Regions from separate parts of the Homo sapiens genome. Here region 1 is linked to region 2. A link is a contact called in ENCODE POLR2A ChIA-PET data. All regions are on one chromosome and are shown on one strand. The core of a region is the stretch at or near the end of the contact, and the rest is flanking DNA. Distances in the headings are between cores, read along the strand shown. Region 1 overlaps TRAF3IP1 (TRAF3 interacting protein 1). Region 2 holds the start of PER2 (period circadian regulator 2).

Region 1 (4,245 bases), core at 38-2,537, 100 kb before region 2:
ATCTATTACCCCCACACAGGAATTAGATGACTGCCCCTGCTGTGTTAATTATTGAAAATCTGTCATGGCTGGGTGTGTTGGCTCATGCCGGTAATCCCAGCAATTTGGGAGGCTGAGGTGGGCAGATCACTTGAGGCCAGAAATTTGAGACCAGCCTGGCCAACATGGTGAAACCCTGCCTCTACAAAAAAAATACAAAAATTACCAAGGCGTGGTGGTGCACACCTGTAGTCCCAGCTCCTCAGGAGGCTAAGCAGGGAGGATTGCCTGAGCCCAGGAGGAGAAGGTTGCAGTGAGCCAAGACTGTGCCACTGTACTCCAGCCTGGGCAACAGAGCGAAACCCTTTTTTCTCAAAAAAGAAAAAAGAAAAGAAAAGGAAAGGAAATCTGTCATTACACAAAATATGACCTAAAACCACCTAGACCATAGGAGGATTCGGGGGCAGCAGGACCCGCAGTCAGTGCCTTGTGGTTCCAGGGGCTGGTACAACCCAGCCTCACCACCTCCTAACTTTATGACCTTGGAATGACCTCTCTGTACCTCAGCTTCCTCACAAGAAAATGGAAATAATAATATTTATCCTTCAGGTAACATTAAATGGGATAATATAAAGTAAGCAGTTCAGTGCCTCACACATAGTAAACCCTCAAGTAGATGTTAACCATTATCGTAAATTTATTCCCCAGAAAGAAGCAAGTTGCAAGTGCCCCCAGGACAAGGCATGGGTGCTTTTTCCTGTGCACTGATACAGTTATTTTACCTCCTGTCAACTTGTTGGCTATGAAACATTCTTAGCCAGGCATGTTTGGAATACTTTAGCGCACAGTGAAAAAAGTATTTATAGATATTATCAGCACCACCTAACAAGCTGTCATGTCCAGGCAAGTTCTTTCATTAAAATGTAATTTACCTTCCTCATCGACACACTTCCTTCTCCATCTCCATTTTAAGAATATAAATAACCCACAGCTATGAAATTCATCTCAAAGCTCTTTTCTCCGCTGAAAGGTTGGTGATCCTGAGCTCAGAGGAAGTCTGCTGTGAACATCGCAGAACCACCCACGGCACCTTTTTGTGGCACCCTCACCATGGATCCAGTGTCTAAAGGCAGTTTCTCCAAGTTAGGCAAACAGAGAGGTGGCAGCCCACGTGTGTTTCAAGGGGACACAAAGTCACCCCTCTTGTCCCCTCCTGCCTCCTACCTGGCTGGCCTCCCTTTTCCTGCGGGCTAAAGACTGTTTACTCAGCTGCCTTCTGGCAGGAAGGCCTCTGGCAAGGCAGCTCAGCGTTGGGCCACTTCATGTGCTCACGTGCGCACACACTTTTCAGAAAATGCTTCCAAGATTTCTCAAGCGAACAGTTATTTCTGGGACTATTTTATTTGCATTTTACCACACACACACTTGTCCTCAGAAACATGGGCATTTGCACTTCTAGTGATTTTTAAATTTATAGTTATTGATTATAAGTCATATAAATACACATTATTGACCTTAGAGATTTATTTGAATTTCAACTGCAATCCTTCAAGAGAATTATTACTATTATTATTATTATTATTATTATTATTATTTGAGATGGAGTCTCACTCTGTCACCCAGGCTGGAGTACAGTGGTGCAATCTCAGCTCATTGCAACCTCCACCTCCCAGGTTCAAGAGATTCTTCTGCCTCAGCCTCCCAAGTAGTTGAGATTACAGGTGCCTGCTACCACATCTGGCTAATTTCTGTATTTTTAGTAGAGATGGGGTTTCACCATGTTGGTCAGGCTGGTCTTGAACTCCTGACCTCAAGTGATCTACCCACCTTGGCCTCCCAAAGTGCTGGGATTACAGATGTGAGCCACTGCACCCGGCCAAAAGTATTATTTTTAAAATATCTTAAAATAAAATTTAAAAAATGAAGATGGAAATAATAGACACTGAGTACTCCAAAATGCGGGAGGGTTGGGAGGGGGAGGGTTGAAAAATTACCCACTGGGTGCAACATTCACTACTGGGTGATGGGTACACGAGAAGCCAAGTCCCTACCCATTAACAAGCATGCCCATGTACCCCCAAATCTAAAACAAAATAAAATGTAAAAAAAAATGTCTCAGAAGTCTGGTCTTTAATGCTGCCAGAAGTCCCTCTCGGAAGCAGGATCCAGGGCACATGGGAATGGAGGCCTCTGACCGCTGCCCTGCCCCGCTGCTGGATGTGACTGCTCAGCCACACTCCTGAGCAGAGCTCTACCCGACATTAAGCAAACCCAATAAACAAAAGCCTGATTAATTGTAGGGTGGGGAGGTGGGCAATAAATCAAAAGAGTATGTATTTGCTTCAAATAACATACTCTCTCATGACCTCAGGAATTGATTTATATGCAACCTGTCAAAAGTTTGTTTTCTAGGCTGGGCGCAGTGGCTCACGCTGTAATGCCAGCACTTTGGAAGGCCAAGGCGGGCAGATGGCTTGAGCCCAGGAGTTTGAAACCAGCCTGGACAACGTGGTGAAACTCCATCTCTATAAAAAATTATCCAGGCATAGTGGTGCATGTTTGTGGTCCTGGCTACCTAGGAGGCTGAGGTGGGAAGATTGCTTGAGCCCAGGATGCAGAGGTTACAGTGAGCCAAGATGATGCCCTTGAGCCCAGGAGGTCGAGGATGTAGTGAGCTGAGATCACGCCATTGCACTCCAGCCTGGGCAACAGAGCAGGACTCTGTCTCAAAAAAAAAAAAAAAAAAAAAAGTTGTGTTCTTCATAAACAGAGGAATACCTGCATTCAATTTACAAAAGAAAAGCACAGAATGACTGAATAATTATTCTAAGTGTCCTGTTCATCCAGAAATATTCCATCACCAAACTTCTTCATAAACCATATGTTCATCTCGAATGTAGGTCAAGTTGGATCCCTTGAACACACAAGCAAAACAGCCTGCAAACACATCCTTTTTTTTTTTTTTTTTTGAGACAGGGTCTCCCTCTGTCCCTCAGGCTGGAGTGCAGTGGCGCGATCTCAGCTCACTGCAACTTCCGCCTCCCCAGTTCAAGTGATTCTCCTGCCTCAGCCTCCCGAGTAGCTGGGATTATAGGCACGCATCATCACGCCAGGCTAATTTTTGTATTTTTTGTAGAGACGTGGTTTCACCATGTTGACCAGGCTAGTCTTGAACTCCTGACCTCAAGTGATCCACCCACCTTGGCCCCCACAAAGTGTTGGGATAACAGGCATAAGCCACCGGACCCGACTAATTTTTTGAGACAGAGTCTTGTTCTGTCACCCAGGCTGGAATGCAGTGGTGCAATCACAGCTCACTGCAGCCTTGGACTTCTAAGCTTAATAATCCTTCCATCTCAGCCTCCCAAGTAGCTGGGATACAGGTGTGCACCACCATGCCTGGCTAATTTTTTTAATTTTTTACTTTTGCAGAAACAAGGTCTTGCTATGTTGCCCAGGCTGGTCTTGAACTCCTGGCCTCAAGTGATCCTCCTCTTTAGATCTCAAAGCATTGGGATTACAGGCATGAGCCATCATGCCCAGCCTCAAAATTATGTTTAAGAATCAACCATGTTACATGTATTTTGTTCATTTGCGTTTCTGAATAGTGTTTTATTATATGAATGAAATACCACTATTCATCCATTCTGCCACTGACGGACAACATTTGGGTTATTTTTTTTGTCTAGGGCTATTACAAAAAAATACAACTCTGAATAATCTTATATATGTCCCAATAGAGATGAGCACGTGACTGTCGGGTATGCAACAGGAAGTGGCATTACTGGGTCAAAGGGTGTGTGTTCTCAACTTTATGATGTAATGCCAAACCGTTTTCATATAGTTTTAGAAATTTACATCAACTATTTTTCATTAATCACTATCTTATTTCTAGGCTATAAAGGAAGCTTTAGCTCTACTCCCATGCCATTTCTACAATCTGACAACTGAAGATAATAACTACTGAACTGTTATCTGGCAGCAGCTAGAAAACTGCTACTCCAAGTCAGGAATAGGCTGTTAAAAGGAGCCTTCCAAATAACAGACCGCTGCTCATTAGACGAATTACTTACATCTACTTACACATGGGTGGTAAGCCTTTAGCATGGATGTATGAGAAGCTGGACAGGATGAGGGCTAACTGCCCAGACCGGGGCCCAACAGATCTGGGGTAGCTCCTACCTTTGGGACTTACTGTCTGTATCATCTTGGACTAGGTAACTTTTGTGCCTCATTTTCCTAACCTAGCAAATGGGTGTAACGCCT
Region 2 (4,584 bases), core at 879-3,378:
CATGCCCCTCAACACTCAGGTGTCAACAAGTATTTGTGGAGTGTACACAAATTTCCAATAATAGGAAAGAAGAAACTGGCTGTGAATCACTGAAAATAGATGAGATTCTGAAGAGTCCTAGAGCCCAAAGCACTTGATAATTTCTAAAAGAATTGATTTCAATATATTTCTACCAGATTTATTGGTGGAAATAAAAAAGGCTACATTTAGGGAGGAAATGTGACATCAGGTAGCAGGCTGAATATGGAGCAAGACCCAGCAAAAGCATGAAGAAGAATCTCGGTAAGGTGTGGATGAGCTGTCTGTTTACTCTTGTTTCCAGAACAATGGAGCTCCCCATTGACGTCAATGGGAGGGAAGAAACAAAAGAGCCTTTGGGTGTGTGCAGGGCGCAGCAGCCGGGCCTGGGTTTGCTTGGCATTTGTGTGTGTATGTGTTAGGGAGAGGGGGCGGGGAGTGTGTCGAGGTGTCAATGTCAGAGGAACAGGAGGAGGGGCCACCTGACTGAGTGTGTGAACAGCATGCAGGCCTCCCGGGGCTTCTGTGGGAAGGGCTGCCCCGATGAACTTGGTATTTGCCCTGGTTTGCATCTGAGAAGTTGCACACACACCTTGTCAAGTAGAAGAGAAGGAGTTATCACACTCAGGAATTCCTGATGTGGGTTCATAACTTTTCCTTCTGTCCCATCCCTGGTCCCCAGGTGAGTCCAGGTAAAGAAGAACAAGAAGAGTAAAGAGAGATGCTGCGGGCTCCAGCTTCTTGGACAGTCTCGCCTTCCCCATGAGAGCCTACACATTCAGAGCCTGCTGCGTGGGAGCCTGAAAGCTCCTTCCTGTCCTGTAAGTCTCAGGCTTCTACCCAGACCCGGGGAAATTGTACTCTTTCTCCTGACACTTTAAATGGAAGTTTAGAGGCTCCACATGCCCCACACAATGCTTACCGAAACAAGGTGATGCAGGGTCCCGCGCTGTCTCCCAGGACAACCTCCTACCCCTGGCTCCTGCGTCTCTACGGCTTGCACCGTTGTAAGGCGTCCCTTTCTCAGGGCCCATCTTACCCGCCTTGGAAGTGCTGCCTTTCTCACGGAGCCTGTGGGGATAGCTCTGGTTAATTTATAGCCCACATCGCCCAATTTAGCATTTGATTAAGTTTCCTTTTTATGAGATAGTCCTTTCTCCCTAGTGATGCGCTTGGGGGCAGGGACAACATCATTTCTTTCTTTTGTACCTCCCCAGAGTAACAATGACTCTATTTCCTGAACCAAAAATTGCAACACGTGGTCTCAAAAATAAGAAAGGTCACTTGGTAGCTGCCGGGACAAGTGTCGACCACAGGCACCTCAGAGGCCCGGGTGGGCGTGCCCCCGGAGCTGCTGCAGGGCGGTGCTGCCACCTTCTCCTGGGCTGCTCCGGGGCCCCGCGATGAATGAGTGAGTGAATGAGTAAATGAATGAATGTGAATGCGTGAATGAAGCATGCCGCGCGGACTTTCCCGCGGCCCTGGCCGCTGGGGGCGCGCCTCTGGCCGGTGGCCGGAGGTGGAGGTCTCCCTCGTCCGGCTTCGGCGCGCCGGGTCTGCCAGGCCGGCCGGAGGTGCGCAGGAGCCCCGCGCCCAGCTCCCCCGCCCGCAATGGTACGCGCCACTCCGCGCTCCCCGAGCTGGCGGGCTTGAGGGCGTAGTGAATGGAAGGCGCCGACGCCGGAAGTGGATGAGACCACTAGGGAGGACGACGGGTAGCACGAACGCGCCGCGTCTCCATTGAGGAACCGACGAGGTGAACATGGAGTTCCATGTGCGTCTTATGTAAAAAGAGCGACGGGCGCGGCCACCAATGGGCGCGCGGCGTTCGTAGGCCCCGCCCCTCATGTATGCAGATGAGACGGAGTCGCGGCCAATGGCGGAGGCCGGGGGCGGGCGCGGCGCGCGCGGTCACGTTTTCCACTATGTGACAGCGGCGACTCGGCCGCGGCGGAGGCGGCGGCGCTGAGGGGATACGTGCAGCTGTGGGCGGCGGCGGCGGGCGCGGGGCCGGGCGGACAGAGCCGCGAGTCGGCGGAGGGACCGGCGGACGGGCTGACGCGGGCGCGGCCGGCGGTAAGTGGCGCGGCGCGGCCCCGCTGCGGCTTACGTAACCGCCGCCGGCGCGCGGGCCTCGGGCAGGTCGGGGTCCCAGCGCCGGCTCGGGCAGCGGAGGCGCCGCCGGAAGTTCCTTGGGCTGCTGGACTCCTCGGCTTGAAACGGCGCCGGCGTGGGGGCGTGTGCCCTTGGCCCTGTCCCAGGTGGAGAGTGGTCGAGCCGCGCGCAGGGTGCGCTCGTTTGAACTGCGGTGACACCGAGGGTTGGGGACTCGAACCCCCGCTTCGCAGCTCAGGAGCCTGAGGTCCGAAAGGTGAGGCAGCGTGTGTAGGGCACCGAGCTACCGAGTGACTGCGCGCGGGCTGCGGTTCCGTGGGCGATTCTCTTTTGGGAACCCTCCCTCCCCTCGCATGGGGAAGGCCAAGGAAACCAAGGGTCAGCGCAGCCGGCCCTGGGATCTGGAGGACCCTCGGGGAGCTGACTGCCTCTTCTGAGGCCACAGGGCTAAGTCCTGGGCTGGGGAAGGGCCATGGAGGGGCGCTGATCTAGGAGCTTTTCCTGGACACCCACGGGTCTCCTGGAATGGGTGATCAGAGGGACAAGGAAGTCCCGGTGCCAAGCCAGGCCTGGGAACCTGAGGGCGGGGAGACCCTCTAATGTTCGCCCCTTTGCCTCCCCTGGACCACCCTGTATTAATTCCCTTTCCCCGGACTGGATAGAAGGGAATGGGGGTGTCCACTCTTTGGTGCAGCAGTCGCGCCTACCTTCTGGGATGTACTTTGGCTGCCAAGTCCCAGACATAGACCAGGGGGTGGGAGGTGGCCTGCTTCCCCCTTCAGGAAGGCCAGGGTAAGGGATGACGAGTTGGTTGCCAGGGTTTCTGTAACCTACACAGAAGGAACCCGTTTGGAAAGCTGATTCATACAGAACAACAGAGCCAGAAGGCACCCTGAAAATCACCCAGAGTAACCCCTCAGCCTGACAGATGAGCAAACTGAGGCCCAGGCCCAGGCTGTCTGCAGGATCTTCCCATCGTCCTGGGGCAGGATGAGCTTCAGAGGTTCAGTGATGGCCTCCACTTGCGTGCTGAATCCTGGGTGGGCTGGAATTTGGGAGGAAGGGCCTTAAGTCCGGGAAATGTGTTAAGAACCCCACACGGTGGCTAAAGCCCCACATGGACGCCTCTCACCTGTATATGGCACAGCAGGACTGCTAGACTTCTTGGCCCACCCTCTACCCCCACCTGGGGCTTCTGGTCCCAGGCTGGGTGTGCCTGAGAAGAAAACAGGACTCTACCTGAAGGCTTTATTTGGAAATTGAGTTTTAAAATACAAGGTGAATTGATTTTTGTGTGCTATATGACTATAATGAAGAAAGGGACTCCGTTTTTTTTGAGTGGAAGCTGTGTGGTGTGCCAGCGCGGGGATGGCACCGTGGGTGTTTGCAGTTATCTGTCACTGTCGCCTTGGTATGATTCATTGGTACAGAACTAACGCAGCCCTGGCTTTCTGTGGAGACTGGAGTGCCAGGTGGGAAGGGGGAGCCCTGTGTCAGCCAGCTGGCTGCTGCTGGCTCCCAGTCTGGGCCTCAGTTTCCTTGTTTGTTTGGAGGGGCTCAGATTGGGCAGTCTCAGAGGTCTACTTTAATTCCCAGGTTTTTGGTTTTCTGTTACCCTACAGATGATTTTTCCCAGGTTTCTCGCAGGAGACAGAGGCTTCTGATATGCTCTTGCCTTTGGGCCAAGTAATGTTCTCCTGTGAGCCACGTCTGCAGTGCTTACAAGGAAAAAGGAAAGATTCCTCTCCTGTGCACTACTTCTCGTACCCACTGAACTTTCTCAAAAATACTGGTAGTCACACTGCTGTTTTTAAGCGATGATGTAACTTCACCAGGACTCGGCAAACCACGGCTCTGTCAGGTCATTGAACAGCTGGCAGGGCCACTTGGCGTTTAGTCAGAAGAAAGACAGGCTCTGGGTGTGCTTTTACCTTTTGAAAACTACTCTGTTTGGCAGAGGGAGCCAGAAACACACAATTCCATAAGCTTGGCAGAGACTGTCGCCACACTTCTGGAAAGCTGGCCCACCTTGGGAACCAAGGGAGAATTAGTCTAGAGGGGGCCTCTGATGGACCCCTCCCCCAGCCCACGCACTCCCCCCTAGGGACCAGGCCCTCCTTTCAACTCATTATGCTCATCGTGTACACATTTGTAACAAGTTTGTTACCATATCTCCAAGTCTAGAGCAAATTAGAAGCAGTAAATGAATAGCAGTGACTGGTGACAGGAGTCAAGGCCACTTGGTTTTCAGAGACTGGTAGTTCCCAAGACAGAGTGAGCTGCCGTGCTGAACCCTCACCGGCCTCGAAGGGTTCCTCGTGCTCTTCCTGGGGTGACATAGAGGAATCAGAATCCACTCTTTAAGAAACCAGGTACAGGAGGAGCAGATGCCTGAGCTTCCTGCAATTCGGAGTAGCTCAGTCCCTGACCACCGGGGAGCTAGGAGGCTGA

The links. ChIA-PET counts read pairs that join two places held with the same protein, here RNA polymerase II (POLR2A).
Region 1: POLR2A ChIA-PET joins it to region 2 with 13 read pairs in MCF 10A. The contact joins the enhancer-like site here to the promoter of PER2 in region 2. POLR2A ChIA-PET finds 5 or more read pairs at or near these places in 3 of 52 experiments (MCF 10A, activated T-cell and common myeloid progenitor, CD34-positive).

Annotation. Positions count from the first base shown.
Region 1 is chr2:238,387,078-238,391,322 of GRCh38, reverse strand. All of the region lies in intron 15 of TRAF3IP1 (TRAF3 interacting protein 1), which reads right to left. Among named protein-coding and RNA genes, the nearest start is that of ASB1, 38 kb to the left of the region's middle. Within about 2 kb of position 1,287, at least 13 of the 41 ENCODE cell types and tissues checked have a DNase peak (open chromatin) inside an H3K27ac peak, as active enhancers do.
Region 2 is chr2:238,286,154-238,290,737 of GRCh38, reverse strand. It overlaps PER2 (period circadian regulator 2), which reads left to right and starts at 2,128. Exons shown (of 23, transcript NM_022817.3): 1 at 2,128-2,389. It overlaps LOC112268433 (a long non-coding RNA gene), which reads right to left and starts at 2,869. Exons shown (of 3, transcript XR_002959458.2): 1 at 2,841-2,869. RefSeq lists enhancers at 565-614, 1,689-2,583, 2,668-3,190 and silencers at 1,381-1,650, 1,991-2,140.